Linked DNA regions of Homo sapiens: region 2 is linked to region 1. A link is a loop called in an ENCODE intact Hi-C map of the cell type or tissue named here. Cell type or tissue: spleen. All regions are shown on one strand. Each heading gives the region's core, and the rest is flanking DNA. Links, peaks and the distances in the headings are about the cores only.

The links. A loop is a pair of places that touch in the nucleus more often than their neighbours do. Peaks named below come from ENCODE experiments on the same cell type or tissue, not always from the same donor. Only the 100,000 strongest peaks of a DNase experiment are listed, where the experiment ranks them.
Region 2: it touches region 1 in a loop (4-fold over the local background); 73 of 110 quality-filtered maps call a loop at or near these places.

Annotation. Positions count from the first base shown.
Region 1 is chr10:132,125,537-132,136,398 of GRCh38, reverse strand. It overlaps JAKMIP3 (Janus kinase and microtubule interacting protein 3), which reads right to left. Exons shown (of 24, transcript NM_001323087.2): 4 at 2,872-3,087; 5 at 1,239-1,358; 6 at 323-469. Among named protein-coding and RNA genes, the nearest start is that of JAKMIP3-AS1, 56 kb to the left of the region's middle. In spleen, for the core only: no CTCF peak of the experiment used is centred there; DNase peaks (open chromatin) are centred at 2,908, 3,578, 3,758, 5,788 and 4 weaker places; H3K27me3 peaks cover 5,045 bases.
Region 2 is chr10:131,880,268-131,891,129 of GRCh38, reverse strand. No RefSeq gene overlaps it. Among named protein-coding and RNA genes, the nearest start is that of PPP2R2D, 15 kb to the left of the region's middle. In spleen, for the core only: a CTCF peak has its summit at 5,626 (motif pointing left); DNase peaks (open chromatin) are centred at 5,119, 5,599 and 7,269; H3K27me3 peaks cover 3,184 bases.

The sequences.
Region 1 (10,862 bases), core at 1,731-9,730:
CTTACTACCCTCGCCCGGGATTTTCCGAGTTGGAGGCCACCTGTTCCAGGCCCTTGAGTGAGACGTGGGCAAACAGGCCTGGGGAGGGGACGCCCCACAGCCGCATCCTTTGCAAGGTCAGGGCCTCCTCCAAGGGTCCCCCTCCCCAGGGCTGGGCTTGGCGGTTGCTCCCCTTCAAACATGCGTGAGGCCAGACTCCAGCAGAAGGCCTGGCCACCCGCCCGGGACCGGCTGTCATGCTAAATCTTGCGTGGAGAAGGGAGGAGATGCTGCCTGGAGCTCGGGTGCGACCGTGGCCCCGTGGAGCCCCCCACCCCCTCACCATTTCTATGTTCTCCTGGGTGACAAATTTTAACTTGTTTTCCATTCGGCGTAAAGCATGAGACAAATCCTCGTTCTTCCGACTGAGGCGCTTGTTTTTATCCAGCAGAGGCTTGTACTGACTCTCAGCTTCTCTTACGCGCTTCAACTGAAAGACAACGCACTATGTGATTGTTCTTTAAGTGACGGAGAACCAGCAGGTCTCCACGCAGAGTCGGCTGACTGACCACAGCTTGGGCTGCAACAACGCAGTCCCCAGCCCTCTACTTGGGAAGTCCACGCCTCCAAGTGGTGCCCACTGGCCCAGCGCCCGGGTGAACCCACTTGCCCAGAGCACTGGTGAACCTGCTCGTCCAGTGCCCAGGTGAACCCGCTCGCCCGGTGCCCTAGTGAACCCAAGCTCAGGGCTGGGCTCGGCGTCCCCGGGGGTGAGTCCCGTCCCATTGACAGATGGGGATGAAGATGAAGACCAGCAGTCTGGGGCCAGCGCTTTGTCTTGCCAAGAAGGGCTGTGGTAAAACCACCCAGCCTACTGGACCCTTGCAGACACGTGACAGCTCACGCACCCTCCGGGATATCGAGTTACCTGGAAATCTCAGTGGCTATAAGGACCAATGGCAACAGCCCCACTGAGAGGCCGCGTCTGCACATCCCAGATCACCTGCAGAACAGAGGCGGCTTCTGCCCCCACTAACGCAGAGCAGGGGTTAGTCAACCAGCCCTTGAGGGGCAAATGTGACCCCTACCTGTTTTTGCTAATAAAGTTCAACTGGAACACAGTCAGGAGACTTCGACGCAAGGCCGGTCCTTGCAACCACCACTCCTTTACGCAAGGAATTTTGAAAGTGGATGCCCCCCAGGTCCCCAGCTCCGCAGTCACAAACCCCCAGGAGCCAGAAGCCCCCGCCCGCGCTCACCAGCTCATTCCTCTCTTCCGACAGCAATGCATTGCGGTCCTCCAGTTTGCGGATAATCGCACTTAACTCCGCGATTTTAAGCTGGAAGCGCCGGGCATCTTTTTCATCCAACTGCTGTTCCTAAAACAAAAATCAACTGCAAATAACGGTTCCTACCCACAAGCCTGGGAAGCCTTTGCAAATCCCAGCACGCTACGGGAACAAAAACGCTGCCGTGGGACGCGCGCCTTTACCTCCACGCGGCTGCCGGGAAGGTTCGGAGCCCCCCGGGGAAAGGCACCCAGCCTGGCACTGTGGTTGCCGCAACCGCGTGAGGCAACAGAACCGACGGGCAGAGCGAGACCCTACCTCACACACAACTATTTTAAAATAACATAAAGTAAAATAATGAAAAGGAGCAGACATGTCTAGAAGTATGCAGATGGAGAGGGCGGGGGCGTGCAAATGCAGAAACCGCGAGTGTGGGTGATGCCAGGAGGACGTCTGCCAGCTCCCAGCCCTCTGCCTGGCCCCTGCCGCTGCCCCTTCAGGAGGGTGCGCGCCCCCTGCCCCACGGGGCGGCATTTCTCTGGTACGATGACATGAGCACGGGAAAGACACTTGTGGGAGACTTCCAAAAGAGGTGACCTGCCTCCAATGGGGCTTCTAAAGAGCCGCTTTTGGGACCCCTGGGACTTCACTCAAAAATTGGTGAAAACATTTGAATCCGGTTTCAGATCTCTCTGGAGTGAATGCTGTAGTCTACCACGCACCAGCAGGAGGGGCTGGATCTCATTCAATGAAGCTGTCTGAATGAGATCTTAAAATAATATTTTCTATTCTTGAAATGTCACTGTCCTAGGACCGGCTCAGCTCACACACAGTTTTATCCTCAAAGCGAACAAGCAGCATCCAGGATGGTCCTGGGCCCGACTCGAGTTCCTCATTCAACAGGTGCAGGAGAGGCTCGGGGTCAAAGACCCAGAAGGACCAGCTGGAGGGTCCCTGGACTTCAGATCCCCCAGCGCATCCCAGAACCACGACAGAGGATATGAGTGCGGAGCGGCAGCAAGGAAGCGGGTGGAGCTCAGCCCGGGGTGGTCGGCAGACCCCACACGACAGAGCGGCCCAGGGAGGAGCGCAGAGTGGCATGATCACATGAGAAGCGGGTGGGAGGGTGACTGGTGATGAGAGTGCCGGAAATCACCCTTGAGGGGCCAGCTGGGCACGCGGTGGGCAGGGAGCCGGTGCACCAGCCTTCCCGGGCCAGAGGCAGAGGCCGTGTGCTTGGAGATGGTGGCAGCGCATACCCAGCACAGCCTCCTCCCACCAACCCAGGGCCGGACTCCGGGCCAGCAAGTGCCATGAACTGCAGCAGAAGGGTGATGAGGCCGGGGCCCACGGGAGGGTGACAGGGCCAGAGCTGATGCTATGTAGACAGAAAGGAAGGAGACGAGTCCACCAGCCCTCTGGACCAGAGCCAGAGGAGCTGAGCACCTAGGGCCAGGCTGGGTGGGGAGGTGCCCAGGCAGGAGGGTGCTGCCTCAACTCGGGCTCTGGTCTCCTGGGGGAGTGGCCCATGCAGGGCCATGCAGCCACATGGCCAGGTCTGTCTGTGACACGGGGTGGGCCGGTGGGCCTGGGAGGTGCTTACAGGGCTTCCCGAGTGGTCTGAAGCGTCTCCTGCACCAGCTGCATGAGGAAGTTCCCGTCTGGGGCTGCCCGGGTGCCGGTCGGCCTCTCGGACCTGGGACAGCTGCTCATCTAGAGCCTCTTTTTGGAGCTGCAGTCTCTGAGCATGCCCGGCTTGAACCCCTAACTCTCTCTCCAGCACGAAGACTGCTCTGTCTTTAAATTTTATCTCCTCCATCTACAAGGAGAACAGAACACAATCACACAGGCGGCAGGACACGGATCTGCAGTTACCATAGAAACGGGCGCAGCCCTGCCAGGCTCTGGGCTCTGAGACCGGAAGCAAAAGCGAAGCATCCTGGACTAAGAGCAGGAGCCCGTGGCCCTGGGCTGAGGCACGACACCCGGGCTCCCAGCAGGCCCTGGCTCAGCCGGCTACGCAGAGCTGCTGCCAGCGGGAGACTCCTTCCTGACGGTCCCCGGGCTCTGTGTGCTCAGCAAGGCACCCCATTCCGTGCTGTCCTGCCGGGGCCCTGGGTGCACACAGGGGTGGTACTTTCTAGCAGGGTCAGCAGAAACCACCTCCAGCTCCTGACTCTGCTGTAGGTTGGACAGAGAGGAGGACACCCAAGTTACCCACACTCTGCCAATAGGAAGGTGCCACGGCCAAGTTTCTTCCCTAAACAGGCAGGGGAGACCATGGGGAACAGAAATTCTGGCCTGAAAGCCAGTGCTACCCCTTCCCCAGCCCAGGCCCACTCCCCAGGGGAGGGCTGTGCAACGTAGGGGCACCACTGTGGTCCTTGGACACCGCCCCTCCATGCTTCTGGGCATGGCTACAAAGCTGGGGCCCCGCACAGCTGTCTTCAGGCAGAGCCACACTGCTCATTAATCTGGCTGCGAGCCAAGGCTTTTGGGGTGAGACGGCAGCCCAGGGGTGTGCAGGATGTCTGCCCCACCAGTGGCTGTGAGAGGTCGGCGGCCCTCCCCACCCTCCCTACAACGTGGCGCTTTGTGCTCAACCTATGAAGGGAAGAAGTCCTTCCTTCCGGGGATATGGCAGCCGCTGCCTGCAAGTACCCCGCCCCGCTTCCGGGCAGGAATGTGCCAGCCAGAACGCGGGCACAGCAGACCCGACAGCCCCCGCTCTTCAGACAGACACGCTCGGCACTTTGGGCATCATTTTCCACGGCACTAGATTTATGAAAAGACAAGGTCTTTGGGGATGAACAACTCAGTTTGAAATATATTTTCAAACAACAGAGCAGAATGGGATATCTTGCTGCTTTACCCATTGTTTGAGGTTTAAACAAGCTAATAAATCTGCTATTGCTGAAATTAGCTTGGAAACAAAGAAATGAGATGTCTAATTAGCCTGGATGGAGCAAGTGATGAGCTGAACAGAAGAAAATAAATCCTTAATTGCTAAATCCCCATTTTCTCTGCACACAGCAATGCTGAAAGAGGCAACACAGTCAGTTAGCAGGAATGGGGCCGGTGAAATAAGAGCGTGTCCATCAGCAGCTGTGCCTGCGGCCTGGCATTTACACTCTCAGACTCAAACAAGATTTTCTTTTATCAGGAGCCCCCACCTTGCTCACGGTGGGCTGTTTCCAGCAGCAGGCAGGGCAGGATTCGGGGGCTTCCCATGCCTGTGCAGGCGCCGCACCCCACCCTGCACTTCTTCCCATGGGGCTGTGGGTGGGGGGCGGCACACCTGTCTCCTGTCCCACCTGCACCCACACAGACACCCGGGGGAAGAGCCCTCCCAGCGGGTTCCGGACTGAGAGGGCTCCCAGGACACGGGACGTTCAAAGCTGAAACAGGCGTCCTGGTGCACCAGGCTGCAAGCATCACCCCACTGCCAGCATCTTCCACTGGGACGAATGCTATGGCTTCCAAACGGCCGCCCTGTGTCCTCTCCTGTGCCTACCCAAGCTGCTCCACTCACAACCCTAGAGTCAGCTCCACAAACAAGAGTCAGAGGCTGTCATAAAACATCCTACCCCGGCACTAAGAACAGGATCCACAACACTTGCTGGAGCCCCCGGGTGCCCCAGAGCTCCCATCTCCCCGGGCCCGACACCCTCACCCCTTAGGTACCCTGTCTCTCAGGCCCCCATACCCTCACCCCATAAGCTCCCATCTCCCCTGGGCCTCACACCTGCACCCCAGAGCTCCCATCTCCCACACCCTCACTCGTTAAGTCCTGTGTCTCTCAAGCCCCCACACACTCACCCCATAAGCTCCTATCTCCCCAGCCCCCCACACCCTTACCTCATAAGCTCCCATCTCCCTGCCCCCCGACTCTTCCCCATACTCTTCATCCCCTGAACTCCCGTCTCCCCACAACGCCCCCATACTCCCTCACCCCATGAGCTCCCTCTGTTGCCTTCCCCACCCACCAGGACCTCCTCACTCCCAGCTGCAGAGGATGCCTGGAAACTGGAGAGAAGCCCCTTGAGACGGTACTCTCCAGGACAGGGGGTGTGCAGGCCGACGCTGAGGCTGGAGGAGAGAAGATGCCCCTCCACTCTGCCCGCCCCCGACTTGCCTGCCCCCAAGCATGCCCCGCACAGTGTCTCTCTGCATGGGGCCCCGACATGCAGCATCACAGCCACCTGTGACGGCTGTCCATAGGCAGAACCCTGAGCCCCCCAAGATGAGCATGTAGAACCTCTAGGGTGGAGCCTGGGAAGCTGCATTTCATAAGCCTCCCTGCTGTGAAGCCCACGGACATGATCTCACCACTGCCCCACAGTGCTGAGGCCCCTGCACACATGCGTCTCGCCACAGCCATGAAGCATGCTCACTACACAGGCCACGTCATCACCCCCAGCATGGTCACTGGCAGCTGTGGCTGCTCCCAACCTGGGCTGACCACGCCTCAGTGCCACAGACAGGTGACTGCCTAAGGTGTTGGCAGAGTACCTGCAACCCCCGAGCAGGTCTCCTGACCCAGGGCCCATGGAGCCAGGATCCTTCCAAACACTGGGCCTGTGCAGGGAGCCCTCACGTCTGGCAGGCGTCACTCACACCACCTCTTCCTCCAGAGGAGTCTGCACCTCAGGGGGGCCCTCCCTCCGCATCAACTCTTGGTTCTGTGGGTGGTGACGTGAGCACACGAATGCGCCTTGTGAGACAGAAAAGGCTGCTGCTCCCAGCGGATGTGCTAGAGATAAGGAGATGTGCTTTGTCCTAGCTGGGGCTTGTTTTCCTAGCACAGAGGGTCTTAATGAGAGAAGGAAGGACCTCCATCACCCAGCTCCCAAGAGCTTAGAATGGGTGGGGGAGATGGGAAAAAAATACACAGATGAGATACAGAGCCTGGTCCTATTATTCCCTGTGAGAAAGCAGAGACCTGGGTGGGGGTGCGTTGGAGGTGCTAGAAGAGGCCGCCAAGCCTCCCTCAGCCTCTGGTGGGGTAGGAGAGCTTGTATGATGAGGGGGAAATGTGACATTTTAGGAGCCCAAGCCCCTTGATGTCCCAGAGACACCAGGACTTACTGCATGTCTGGGAATTAACCCTTGGGAATTTTTCTCTAGACAGAATGTCCAGGTCCCCCTCAATCATGGGATAATCTGCCAATACCATGAGAAGGTGGTTCCCAAGCTTGGTGGTCTCGTGCTGGAATCACCTAAGCAGCTTTCTGAAGGAAAAAAAAAAAAAAAAAGGTACTGATGCCCAGAAACTTCTGGTTCCAGACGTGATGGGGTAGTTGGCATTAGACTTACCCTTCTGCGATGAACAAGTCTAGAAGCTGAACAAGATACACAACGCAGGGGCAGGAGAAGGAGAAAAGGAAAGCAGTGCCTGTCAGCACAGGGCCCCGGACACACAGCGTCACAGCCCCTGCGACCGCTGTCCACAGGCAGATCCCTGAGCCTGTAGATCAGTGCCTCTCATCACGGGGCCCCGCCTCCCCTAACGTTTTCCCTGAGGGCGTTCTTGCAACCTCTCTCCTGGGAAACAGAGCCCGAGCTGCAGAGGCCTCTTCTGTTGCAGGACACTAAGATCAGAATTTGGTTGGGGCTGCCACAGCAGCTGGGATTTGGAGAGCAGAGGAGGGAATGGCAGAAAAGGAATGCCAAAGATCTGACTAAGGATTCCCTCAGGTCCCTGGTCCACTGCTAAGCTGTACGTGTGCAAGGCAGGACTCCCAGAGGCCTTGCAGGAAACAGTTCCTGAGAGTCCGAATGGTAAGTAGAAATGTAAGTGGCTGCACATGGCTGTCGAGACACTGCAATTCAAGCCCAGACAGAATAGAAGATCATAGTGAATTCTCTAGACCCTGGCTACACTCCAGGGGCAGGACAATGTCCTAGGATTTTAAAACTTCATATTAAGAGAAAACTAACAGACCTTCCCTAACAAAGCCTGAAACCACACCTCAAAAGGATCCAGGTAGTCTGCTGGTCAGTACTTGTCTGCTTGAACAAAACTCAACATTCTCTAGACAACAATAACATAATGCGCAGCCTCACAACACATCACCCACAGTGCCAAGAATATAATGAAAATCATTAGACACGTGAAGAAGCAGGGAAAAATAACCAATAACGAAGCTAAGTCTGTGGCAGCACATCAACAGATGACTAGAGTTAGCCAACAAGAACTTAAAAAATAATTGTGATTGATAGAAACAGACCCAGAGATGATGAGGATATTGAAGTAAGCCGATAGGAACTTTTTAAATCATTGTAATTAACTCACTAAAAATAATGTAATTAAAACTTTATATTTTTCTAATAGAGATAGAAAATGAATAAAATGCAGTAATTCAAATGAGAATTAGGATCTATTTTAAAAAAGAAGTAGGCACTCAAATCCTACATACAAGGTCTAAAATTAGAAATTCATTACAAAGGTTTAAAAGCAGACTGGACACAGTAAAATCACAAACCCAAGATAAAATGATAGAAAATATCCAATCAAAGCACAAAAGGAAAAAATAGAAAAATAAAACAGAATAGAGCTCAAGAAAAATGTAAGGTATAGTCAAAGTGTCTAACATACATGTTATTGGAATCCCAGAAAGAGAAAGGAGGAGAAGTAATATTTGACTAAATAATGGTCCAGAATTTTCCATATCTGGTAAAAGACATCCCTTCAGATTCAAGAAGCTCAGCTGTCTCCAAGCAGTATTTTTTTAAAATTACAAAAACACACCTAGACACATCATACTGAAACTGATGAAAACCAGAGTTAAAGAGAATATCTTAAAAGTAGACAGGAAAAAAGACACATTGCCTGAAGGAACAATTCTAAGAGTGATGGCTGGCTTTTCAACGGAAACTAACAAAATCAGAGGACACTGGCAGGACATCTCTTGAGTGTTAAGAAAAACGCCTGACAATGTGAGAGTTCCAGGTTCAATGAATACATCCTTGGAAATGAAGGCAAGTCAAGATGTCCTTAGACAAAAGTAGAGAGCGTCCTTTGTTAATACACCCACAATGCAAATAATTCTAAAGGGAATCTTTCAGGCCGAAGGGAAAAGACTGCAGATAAGAAATTGTAAAGATATAAATATAAAAGACCATTGGCTGCTTATGGGAACAGCAAAAGCCATTTCTTTGGGGGCTTATGATATGTGTCAAAGTAAAATATATGACAATCATAGGAGAAGTGGGTAAATGGAGTTGACCTATTGCCTTATAAGGTACTTGTATTTTGGTTATACGGCAAAATTACTAATTTATGATAGAATGTAGTTAAGGATACATATTAATATTTCTCTGTAACTACTAATGGAATAACACTAAATGTTGACAAAAAAGGAGATAATCCCATACAATGATTGGATAACCCCATGGGATAACCCCATCCAAGGCAAGGAGTAGAGAGAGGCAAGACGAGGGAGGGAGGGAAAAAAAAGGAACAGGGGGATGAGAGTAAAAAACAGCGAGAGAAGAACACAAATTCTCAGCATCAGCAATGAAACAGGAGACAGTGAATGGATAACAAGAAGCTCCGATGAAAAGTCTAGCAAGCAGTGAGGTGCCATGGCTCACGCCTGTAATCCCAGCACTTTGGAAGGCTGAGGCGGGTGGATCAACTGAGGTCAGGAGTTCGAGACCAGCCTGGCCAACATGGTGAAACCCCGTCTCTACTAAAACACACACACACGCACACACACACACACACACACACACAAAATTAGCCAGGCATGGTGGCGCACACCTGTAATCCCAGCTACTTGGGAGGCTGAGGCAGGAGAATCGCTTGAACCCAGGAGGCAGAGTTGCAGTGAACCAAGATGGCACCATTGCACTCTAGCCTGGGCAACAGAGTGAGAAACCATCTCGAAAAAAAAAAAAAAAAGAAAAGTCTAATGTCAATAAGTGGGAAGATGTGTATTAACTGAATATACTCCTTGAAGAATCTATTTTACCAAACTTAACATAAAAATAAACATAAAATCTGAACTTTATATTTATTAAATACATTTAATTCATAATTTAAAAATATATCACAAAACTCCTGACCCAAATAGCTTCACTGGTGAATTTTCCAAACACTTAAGGAAGAAATATACTTACGTTGAACAAACTCATTGAGAGAATAGAAAAAGGAGAATAGTTCCAAAATCATTTTATGAGGCCAGCCAAATCTAGATACCATAACTTGGCAAGGACATTATAAAAAGTGGGAAAAAATCCTAAATCCAGTGTATACTTATATATAAAATAGACAATATATCATGGCCCAGTAAAATTTATTCCAAAAATACAATGCTTATTTTATACTTAAAAGCCAATTAACGTGTCATCTCATCAACAGAATAAAGAAAAAAACACATGATCATTTTGATTTATGCATAAAAAGCATTTGACAGAATTCCATAACCATTCATGAAAAAAATGCTTAGCAAAGTAGGAATACGAGGGAATTTTCTTAATCTGATGAAGAGTATTGCTGGCTGGACACAGTGGCTCACACCTGTAATCACAGTACTTTAGGAGAGTGCAATGGCTCACACCTGTAATCACAGTACTTTGGGAGGATCAGTTGAGCCAGGAGTTCACGACCAGCCTGGGCAACAAAGCGAGACCCTGTCTCTACAACAAATTTAAAACTTAGCCAGGTACGGCAGCATGTGCCTGTAGTCCCAGCTACTCAGGAGGCTGAGGTAGGAGGATCACTTGAGCCTGGGAGGTCAAGGCTGCAGTTAGCTGTGATCTTACCACTGCACTCCAGCCTGGGTGACAGAGCGAGACCGTGTCCAGGAAAAAAAAAAAAAAAAGTATTGCCAAAAAACCCACCAAAAACAAAACCAAAACCAACCAACCAACCTGCAGCTAACATCACAGTCGGTGAAATGAATATTTGATACTTTCACCTGCAGCTGGGAATTAGGACAGGAGGTGGTCACTCTCAACACTTCTCTGTTCAAAGTTACACTGCAGGCCTTCACAGTGCATTAAGGCAAAGGAGAAAACAAAAGGTATGAGCTTGGAAAGGAAGACTTAAACTGTCTTCGGGATGAGGTATGGTGGCTCACTCCTGTCATCCCAGCACTTTGGGACGTGAGGCGGGAGGACTGCGTGAGCCCATGAGTTTACGGCTGCAGTGAGATACGATCATGAGAACTTATCTCTCAAAAAACAACCCCCAAAACTGTCTTTGTTCACATACAACATTATGTACATGGAAAATATTTTTGAAATATACAAACAAGCTGTTAGAATTAATAAGTGAATTTAGCAAGGCTGCAGGTTAGAAGATCGATATAAAAATCAATTGTATTTCTGTATAGCAGCGAAAAATAATTGGAAAGTAATATTTTAAAATGTGAAAAGCAGACCATTTATAATAGCATGAAACGTTAAATATTTAGGAATAATTATAATAATGATATGTAAGACCTCTACACTGAAATTTACAAAACATGGCTGAGAGAAGAGAAAAATCTAACAGTAAATACACCAGGTTCATTAAGGTTCAAGGTGCCAGTTTTTCTGTGGAAACTGACAAGCTGATTTAAGTTTCATACAGAAAAGCGGTAACAA
Region 2 (10,862 bases), core at 1,136-9,135, 240 kb after region 1:
GAGAATGAATATGCGTCCCCAGGGAAGTTGGAGAATGTGGGGGCTGGGGGCCAAGCAGCCACTTTAGGAGCCTTGGAGCAGTGGCCTCAGCAGAGGCCCCGGGCCCTCCTCAGGAAGGGGACGCAGCTGCAGGGCACCAGGTTGCCCCAGAGTGTCCCCGAAGGGCGTGGAGAAGCTCCTGCTCCCCTATGTGGGTGAGGACTGAACTCAGCCTGCCTGTGTGTGTCTGTGTCCATATGTGTCCCTGTTGGGGCGTGCGCCTCTGTGAGTGTATCTGTCTCCGTGTGTGTCTATCTCTGTGAGTGTGTCTCTGTGTGTCTACTGTGTGTGTCTCTGTTTGTGTGTGTGTCTGTATGTCTCTGTGTCTGTGTGTGTGTGTCTCTGTATATCTCTGTGTGTGTATCTCTGTGTGTCTGTCTCTGCGTCTCTGTCTCTGTGTGTCTCTGTGTGTCCATCTCTGTGTATATCCCTGTGCGTGTGTCTCTGTGTGTGTCTGTCTGTGTGTCTGTGTCTGTGTGTGTGTCTCTGTGTGTCTGTGTCTCTGTGTGTGTGTCTCTGTGTGTCTGTCTGTGTGTGTGTCTGTGTGTATGTCTCTGTGTCTCTGTCTCTGTGTGTGTCTCTGTGTGTCTCTGTCTCTGTCTGTGTGTGTGTCTGTGTGTATATCTCTGTGTGTGTCTGTCTCAGTGTGTATCTATCTCTGTGTGTCTGTGTCTGTGTGTGTGTGTCTGTGTGTGTCTGTCTCTGTTTGTGTGTCTCTGTGTATATCTCTGTCTGTGTCTATCTCTGTGTGTGTCTGTCTCTGTGTGTATCTGTCTCTGTGTGTCTGTGTCTGTGTGTGTGTCTGTCTCTGTATCTCTGTCTGTGTCTCTGTCGCTACGTGTGTCTGTCTCTGTGTGTCTCTGTGTATGTGTGTGAGTGTGTAGGCCCTGAAGAGGTCTTGTGGTCACCATGAGGGGCCCCCACCTGAGGGTGAAGAAGGGTGTTGGCAGAGGGCTGGGAGGGTAGATGTGGGTCTGAGAGACGCCAGTGTGGACGCCTGCTAACGGAGAGCCAGAGCCCTCCCCTGTGAGAGACCAACAGAGAGAAAGAGGGACGGGGACCCCAAACCAGTGTGTTTATACAGATTTGACAGAGCTCGGGCCTAATATGAACCCTGAACCCAGTTGTAGAATGGTGCCATGCTTGTTGCCTGATGTTTGCAGACTGAGAAAGACAAACCCCCTGGGTGTGTGTCTCACCAGCACACTAGCTTTGTTCAGTGGGGAGGCCACTTCAGCACCTGCTCCCTAAGGCCTCCCCCAGTGTCCTGGGCCCGGCAGTGAGCGCGGGAGTGATGCAGGGGCACAATGACCCCATGGACGGCTGCAGAAAGAATGGGAAAGACCTGCGTTTCACCCACCTCCATGCGTATGTGAGCCTTGAGGTACAATCATCCCACCGTCAGAGATTTACTCATGTGGCCTCAAACAAAGGAGAAGGCAGTGATGGCTTCTGAGCAGATGGTGCTTTTCCCAAGACGGAGTTGACAGGATCTTAGAGCATGTCTGGGATTTTAGTTACTCCAGGCAAGGGAACCCGCACGTGGATCTCAGAATTGTGAATATACTAGTGTAAATCTAGGGTAAAGGTTGTTGACATTTTTTAAACCAAGATGATACCCTAATTGTTTTTTAATTTTTCAAATAATTATTTTTATTTTGTTTTAGAGAAGGAGTCTTGCTCTGTCACCCTGGCTGAAGTGCAGTGGGATGATCATAGCTTACTGCAGCTTTGAACTCCTGGCCTCAAGTTATCATCCTCCCTCAGCCTCCCAAATAGCTCGGACTACAGGTGTACGCCACCATGTCCGGCTCCTAATTGCTTTTTAAAATTAATGGACTTTATTTTCTAGAGAAGCTTTAGGTTTACAGAAATTGAGCAGATGGTACAGAGAGTTTCCATATACCCCCTTCCTCCACACACAGATACAAATTCTGCTATTAGTCATGTTTTGTACTAGTGTAACTAGTAATTATTGACATTAACTACAATTGATGAACTGCTATTATTGATATCTTGTTATTAACTAAAGTTCATAGTGCACATAAGCGGCCACTCTTTGTGTTGTATAGTTTCATGAGTTTTCACAAATGCATCATGTCATGTATTCACCATTATAGTATCATATAAAACCGTTTCATGGCTGAGCATGGTGGTTCACACCTGTAATCCCAGCACTTTGGGAGGCTGAGGCAGGAGGATTGCTTGATCCCAGGAGTTTGAGACCAGCCTGGGCAGCATAAGAAAGGAAAACTTAGCTAGGCATGGTGGTATGCACCTGTAGTCTTAGCTACCCAGGAGGCTGAGGCGGGAGGATTGCTTGAGCCTCTTAGCTACCCAGGAGGCTGAGGTGGGAGGATTGCTTGAGCCTCTTAGCTACCCAGGAGGCTGAGGTGGGAGGATTGCTTGAGCCTGGGAGGTCAAAGCTGCAGTGAGCCATGACTGCATTACTGTGCTCCAGCCTGGATGACAGAATGAAACCCTGTCTCAAAAAAAAAAAATCATTTTACTGTCCTAAAAATAGCCTGTGCTCCACCCATTCGTCCCTCCCTGCCCCCAACAACCCCTGGCAACCATTGCTCTTTGTATTGTCTTTATAGTTTTGCCTGGAATGTCATGTAGTTGGCTTCATATAGCCTGTGGCCATTCCAGATTGGCTTCTTTTAATTAGTAATAGACGTTGAAGACTCCTCCAGGTCTTTTCACAGCTTGATGACTCATTGTTTCTATTGTTGAATAGTATCCCACTGTATGACGCACCACGGTTTTTTGATCCATTCACCTTTTGGAGGACACCTTCGTAATTTCGACTTTTGGCAATTGTAAGTGAAGTTGCTATAAACATTCATTTCAGGTTTTTGCATGGACATGTTTCCAACTCATCTGGAATAATTCCTAGGGGTGTGGGTGCTGGATCCTATGGTAAGAGTGTGTTTAGCATTGTAAGAAACTGACAAACTGTCTTTCAAATTGGCTGCACTATTTTACATCCCCACCAGCAATTAATGAGAGTTCCTGTTGCTCTTCATCCTTACTAACATTTGATATTGTCAAATTTAAAGTTTAGCCATTCTAATAGGCATGCAGTGGTATCTCATTGTTGTTTTATTTTATTTTATTTTTTTGAGACAGAGTATTGCTCTGTTTCCCAGGTTGGAGTGCAGTGGCATGATCTTGGCCCACTGCAACCTCCACCTCCGGGGTTCAAGTGATTCTCCTGCCTCAGCCTCCCAAGTAGCTGGGATTACAGGTGGGAGGCCACCACGCACAGCTAATTTTTGTATTTTTAGTGGAGATGGAGTTACACCATGTTGGCCAGGCTGATCTCGAACTCCTGGCCTCAAGTGATCCACCCGCCTTGGCTTCCCAAAGTGCTGGGATTACAGGTGTGAGCCACAGCACCCGGCCTGTTGTTTTGATTTTCAATTACTTAATTATGTATGATGCTGAGTATCTTTTCATATGTTTATTTGCCATGTGTATATCTTCATTTGTGAGGTTCAGATCTGTTGCCCATTTCAAAATTGGGTTGTTTGTGTTCTTACGGTTACATTTTAAGAGTTCTTTGTATATTTTGGATACAATCTTTTATAAGGTATGTGTTTTGCCAGTTCTTTTCCAGTATGTGGCTTATCTTTTCATTCTCTTAACAATGTCTTTCATGGAGCAGAAATATTTAATTTTAATGAAGTCCAACTTATCATATTTTTCTTTTATGGCTTATGCCTTTGGTGTTGTATCTAAAAACTCGTCTCCAAATCAAAAGTCACTAAAATATTCTTCTATGTAATCTTGGGGGAGTTTTATTGTTTTGCATTTCACATACAGGTCTATGATCTATTTTACACTTATTATAGCTGAAAGGCCAAGAAGCAGTCAGGTCTATGATCCATTTTATTTATTTATTTATTTTTGAGACAGAGTCTGGCCCTGTTGCCCAGGCTGGAGAGCAGTGGCATGATCTTGGCTCACTGCAACCTCTGCCACCCAGGCTCAAGCGATTCATGTGTCTCAGCCTCCCGAATAGCTGGGATTACAGGTGTGTGCCACCACACCCGGCTAATTTTTGTCTTGTTAGTAGAGATGGGTCTCACCATGTTGCCCAGGCTGGGCTTAAACTCCTGCCCTCAAGAGATCTGCCCACCTCGGCCTTCCAAAGTACTGGGATTACAGGCGTGAGCCATGACGCCCAGCCTAAGAGGTTTTGTTTTTGTTTTTTTTTTTGTTTTAGAAATAATTCACAGGTGGGGATAACTTCATTTCAAAAATAAAAATATCAGCTTTATGATATTCCAAAACATGGTTTTGTTCTCTAGATTATACAAATCAGGCAGCTCTAAGGCAGTTCTGAGCCTAAATATCAGCAGAAGGCACAGAACGGAAGGCATAGACTCTGTTCGAAGTGTCTGGTAATTTCCCTTCACTGGGAGCCTATTTGAATTCAAATTATGCACAATAAGTGTCAAGTCTTCCCCCATTTATCTGAGTAACTTAAAAATCCTGTGCAGTGAAACAAGATCTCTGTACATCAAAGTCCCCTTAACCATGTGAATCTTCTCACGTTCTCATGGGAGGAAGTGCCAAGTTGACTGATAAGATGACTTTCTGCTTGCTCCAGAAAGAAAGGCTCCTCCACTCCCAGAAGACGCAGCGTGGGCCTTTGTCTCTTCCCTTCTCCCGCCACCGGCTCGGATCCGCCTTCTCCCTGGGAAACCATCATGGCACTCAGCACTTTGCTGTCTGCCGAGTGGGTCACCTCCTGAGACGTGCCACTGACAGGGCAGTACACCATTAAGAGGGGTGACTCATTCTCAGGGGTCCGGTACTGAGTCTTCTGTCAATACATTCAAACAAAAGGCGTTATAAAACCAACTGAAAACAAGAAATTCTAGAATGTGCCCTTTCCAACTTGACCCACGCATGCTGGTTCAGGGAGCACTTCAAGTCCTCTGAGCTCTAAAAATAAGCCTCAGTGAGTGTCCATGAGCCTGGGGGTGTAAGACCAAGACCCTGGCTCCTTGGGATCACGGTGGATGGGAGTATAACTGGAGATGCATTGGCCCCAGGCGGCCCACCAGAAGCAGGGTGGACAGATAGCTGGGTGGAGCTGGGGCAGGGCCACCACCCTCCTGGCCAGGCTGGGGCTGGGCACTGGGAATCTAAGTCATGGTATTCCCAGCCCAGCTTTAATTCGAGGACCCCGCGTGCATTTCCAGCCTCTCCGGGTTTGTTTGCTCATCCTTGATAAGTCACAGTTCTTGCTCTGCTGACCTACCTGCCATAAAGAGTTATGAGGCCAAAAGAAAATAAATGAAAGCTCTCTGAACACTGGTGACGTGCTTCCTACCTGTGAAATGCTCTTACTGTGAATCTTTGCAGAGCTGGGAAATCATTTTCTGGGCCCAGCTCTTACTGTCGAAGTACAAACAACCTGAGAAACACTGCAGACCCGCAATCCTGCCAGCTGAGCCCAGGCCTGCAGATACACACCCTGCAGAGCGCAACCCTCCGGCCCTGGGCGCCTCCCAGCCAGGGCGCGGCTGCCCTCTGCTGCCTCCTGCTGGCCGAGTGTGAGCAGCCCCTCAGCGCAGACTTTCCTTCCAGTCTGGCAGGTTTAGCCCCAGCGGGAGGCGGCATCACCCCAGTTCCTACAAACGACCTCGGGAATGGAAAGCGCACCCGGGCCGAGGCCCGCGCTCCTGCCCGTGCTGACCATGTGGACACCCAGGGACTTGGGGCAGGGCGCGGAGGCTGCCTGGATGTGTGGCGCAGGCGCCTGCGTGGAAACACCAAGTCCAGAAACCCTGGCTCTGGCGTGGGCCGCAGCAGGTGTCTGTGTCCCCCCCAGCAGGTGTCCGTCCCTCCCCAGCAGGTGTCTGTCCCTCCTCAGCAGGTGTCTGTCCCTCCCCAGCAGGTGTCTGTGTCCCCCCAGCAGGTGTCCGTCCCTCCCCAGCAGGTGTCCGTCCCTCCCCAGCAGGTGTCCATCCCTCCCCAGCAGGTGTCTGTCCCTCCCCAGCAGGTGTCTGTCCCTCCCCAGCAGGTGTCTGTGTTCCCCCAGCAGGTGTCCGTCCCTCCCCAGCAGGTGTCTGTCCCTCTCCAGCAGGTGTCTGTCCCTCCCCAGCAGGTGTCTGTGTCCCCCCAGCAGGTGTCCGTCCCTCCCCAGCAGGTGTCTGTCCCTCCCCAGCAGGTGTCTGTCCCTCTCCAGCAGGTGTCTGTGTCCCCCCCAGCAGGTGTCCGTCCCTCCCTAGCAGGTGTCTGTCCCTCCCCAGCAGGTGTCTGTCCCTCTCCAGCAGGTGTCTGTCCCTCCCCAGCAGGTATCTGTGTCCCCCCAGCAGGTGTCCGTCCCTCCCCAGCAGGTGTCTGTCCCTCCCCAGCAGGTGTCTGTCCCTCTCCAGCAGGTGTCCGTGTCCCCCCAGCAGGTGTCCGTCCCTCCCCAGCAGGTGTCCGTCCCTCCCCAGCAGGTGTCCGTCCCTCTCCAGCAGGTGTCCGTCCCTCCCCAGGAGGTGTCCGTCCCTCTCCAGCAGGTGTCCGTCCCTCCCCAGCAGGTGTCTGTCCCTCCCCAGCAGGTGTCCGTGTCCCCCCAGCAGGTGTCCGTCCCTCCCCAGCAGGTGTCCGTCCCTCCCCAGCAGGTGTCTGTCCCTCTCCAGCAGGTGTCTGTCCCTCCCCAGCAGGTGTCTGTGTCCCCCCCAGCAGGTGTCCGTCCCTCCCCAGCAGGTGTCTGTCCCTCCCCAGCAGGTGTCTGTCCCTCTCCAGCAGGTGTCTGTGTCCCCCCCCCAGCAGGTGTCCGTCCCTCCCCAGCAGGTGTCTGTGTCCCCCCAGCAGGTGTCTGTCCCTCCCCAGCAGGTGTCTGTGCCCCCCCAGCAGGTGTCTGTCCCTCCCCAGCAGGTGTCTGTCCCTCCCCAGCAGGTGTCTGTGCCCCCCCAGCAGGTGTCTGTGCCTCCCTCCCAAGGCAGGTGTCTGTCCCTCTCCAGCAGGTGTCTGTGCCCCCCCAGCAGGTGTCTGTCCCTCCCCAGCAGGTGTCTGTGCCCCCCCAGCAGGTGTCTGTGACTCCCTCCCAAGGCAGGTGTCTGTGACCCCAGAGCAAGTGGCCAGTGCCTTTCCTGGCAGGCCTCACCAGGAATTCTTCTGTCCCTTTGAGCTTCTCCGTAGGAAGCCAGTGGCACTGCCTGACCTCTTTTCTGCCAGTACCACTGTTTCCTAAGGTGAGTGCCCTGGGGTGAGTTTTTCTGGGGTGAGATCTCCTAGCGTAGGTGCCTCTGGGGTGAGCATTCCTGGGATGAGTTCTCCTTGGGTCAACGCTTCTGAGGTGAATGCTCCTGGGGTGGGTGCCCCTGGTCCAGGAGCCCAGTGTTTGCCACACACTTCCTCACCCCTTGGAGAAGGCTCTGAAGAAGCTGGGCGTTCAGTAGGAGAGACATGGGTGAACCAGGGAAGGGACAGGGAACCCAGCAGGTACATCACAGCCGGGTGAGCATGGTCACACTACACACACCACAAAACAACATAGACACCCCACACAACACACAACACGCCACACACACCACAAAACCACACACACACCCCACACAACACACACACATGCCACACACACCACAAAACCACACACACACCCCACACAACACACACACATGCCACACACACCACAAAACCACACACACACCCCACACAACACACACACACGCCACACACACCACAAAACCACACACACACACCCCACACAACACACACACCCCCACACAACACACACACACGCCACACACACCACAAAACCACACACACACACCACACAACACACACACGCCACACACACCACAAAACCACACACACACCACACAACACACACCACAAAACCACACACACAACACACACACACACACGCCACACACACCACAAAACCACACACACACCACAAACACACACACACACGCCACATACACCACACGACCACACACATCACACACCACACACCACAAAGACCACACGCAAAACACAACCACACATACACCACAAAACCTCACACACAAAAACACAACCACATACACTCACCACACACACATCACCGCATACACCACACACACACCAAAGCACACACCACATGCACCACACACCACACACATACCACATACTACACACACGGCACACACACACACAAAACCACACACAAAACACAAACACACACATACCACATTCCCACCATACATCACACACACACCACACAAGCACACATCACATGCACCACACTCCACACACACCACACACACATTACATATGCCACACACACCCACATTTCACACGCCATGCACACCACAAAACCACACAGAAAACACAAACACACATACACCATAAAACCACACACACAAAACCCACCATACACACTACACATGCACCACACACACAGATGCACACCACACATCACATAGCACATACACACCCCACACATCACAGCCCTCCCACATACACACACCACACATACTGAAAACTATACACACACACACACTACACACACACGGCACACATCACACTCCCCACCACACACTGCACGTGTGCACACACACACACTCACATACACCACAACACTCAAAGGCGTGGGCTGGTGCCAATGTGCCAACCCCACAGGTGCCTGCCCCCTGGGATGAGTGTGCCCTGGAAGGAGGCGGTCAGGGAGATATGGGTGGGCACCCCTGCGACTCTGCACAGTGTTTGGGGCTGCCAGGGGCTGGCGGGGGAATGGGGAGCAGGATCCTGGCTGGGCCCTCCAGCCCCCCACTGACTTTTCAGGCCATCTTGGCCATTTCTAGCAGGGTCCATGTGGCGTGGCTACAGGTTTTGGGCCACTCACCATGCCGGGCATGGCCAACTCACTGCCCTCCAGCCTCAGGGAATGCTCCAAGAAGTGGTCTGCAGGGAGCCCTCGTTTTTCCTGTCATCAGACCAGACAGATGTAGCCCGTGTGGTACTTGGTGTGCATGGTGCTTGGTGAGTGTGGTATTTGGTGAGCATGGTACTTGGTGTGCATAGTACTTGGTGAGCCTGGTACTTGGCATGCATGGTACTTGGTGAGTGTGGTACTTGGTGAGCCTGGTACTTGGTGTGCATAGTACTTGGTGAATATGATACTTGGTGTGCATGGTATTTGGTGAGAGTGATACTTTGTGTGCATGGTACTTGGTGAGTGTGATACTTGGTGTGCCTGGTACTTGGTGAGTATGGTACTTGGTGTGCATGGCACTTGGTGAACATGGTACTTGGTGTGCATGGTATTTGGTGAGTGTGGTACTTGGTGAGCATGGTACTTGGTGAGTGTGGTACTTGGTGTGCATGGCACTTGGTGAGCATGGTACTTGGTAAGCGTGGTACTTGGTGTGCCTGGTACTTGGCATGCGTGGTACTTGGTGTGCAGCCACCTCGGGGAGTAGCCTTGCACCCACTCCACAGGGACAGGCCTCTCTTCTGCCAGCCTTGGACTGGGCTGGATGTGGAGGAAGTCTGCTGTATCTTACAGCAACGATTCTTCCCATTGAGGGGAGAGGCCATTTCTCTTACTGTCTCCTGTCTCCAAAGAAAAGGAGGAAGTTAGAACTGAAAAATAACAGACTGATCAGCGCCACTGGCCAGGCCTGAAGGTTAAAGATCAACCCTCACCCTAAATCACTTGTGCTATCTATAGATCACAGACAATGGCATGGAGAAATGCTCGCCTTGCTTACCCCCACCTAGTCACGTACCCCATGCTTGCTCAATCTATCATGACCCTGTCACGTGGACCCCTTAGAGTTATAAGCCCTTAAAAGGGCCAGGAACTCTTTCTTTGGAGCTCAGTTCTTGAGACGCAAGTCTGCCGATGCTCCTGGCTGAATAAAGCCACTTCCTTCTTTAACCCGGTGTCTGAGGGGTTTTGTCTACGGCTCGTCCTGCTACACCACGATGTCCAGTGTCGGGGGGGGCATTGATTTCTCTGTTCTCTGGTGGATGTGGAGCTGTGTGAGGGTGGAGACCCCTTCCTACCATGGTGGTCTCCAGTCCTAAGCCCAGGGCTCAAAGCATGGTGTGGAGGAGGTGATGTTTGATATGGGGCAAGTGTCCCTGGTCATTCAGTCTCAGGATGTTTCCCCCCACCCTGTAACCAGGAAGCTCCCCAGTGCTTTAGAAGGTGGCTGCAAAGTTGCCCAGGGCAGGGCCGGCCTCTGCTCCACCAGAGCAGGGCTCAAGGAGGGAGAAGAGGAGCCTGGACCCAGTGTGGCCTCCCAGGGGATGTGGGCAGCCTCAGGGAGCGAGTATGGGGTGGGGCTGCGCTTCCAGGGAAAGCTGATTGGCCAGAGGCCTCCTGGTCCTCACTCTCTGCTGCCTCAGAGGGGAGGGAGATGATGGCCTTCTCTTCTCCTGCGCAGCCTCTCCCTGTTACTAGTACCCCCCCGAGTGATAGAAGCCCCCTGCAAACTAGCTGGGCCACTCTTGGGCAGAACCCACGTCAGCCTGATCTGACCTCTTCCCAGGATTTCTGACGGGACCTGGTAGGGGAGGATTTGGGTCATGAGGCTGTTGAGACATAAAGCCCAGTGTTGCCTGGAGCTGTTTCCCGGCTCCAGGCAACGTTGAGGGTGGGGGGTCAGAGGGAAGCAGAGAGATGGGTCAGAGTGAGAAATGCCCTGAGCCCAGGCAGGGATGGAATCAGCTCAGCCAGTGGGGCCGGAGAGTGCCGGAGCCCCCAGGATCCTGAGAGGACAGCGATGGTGTTAGCGGTGGGGAGGACCTCGCGGGCCTGGAGTGGAGACCTTGGCTTCCAGGACTCTGCCTGTGTGGGGGAGGACTACACTTTGGTCATC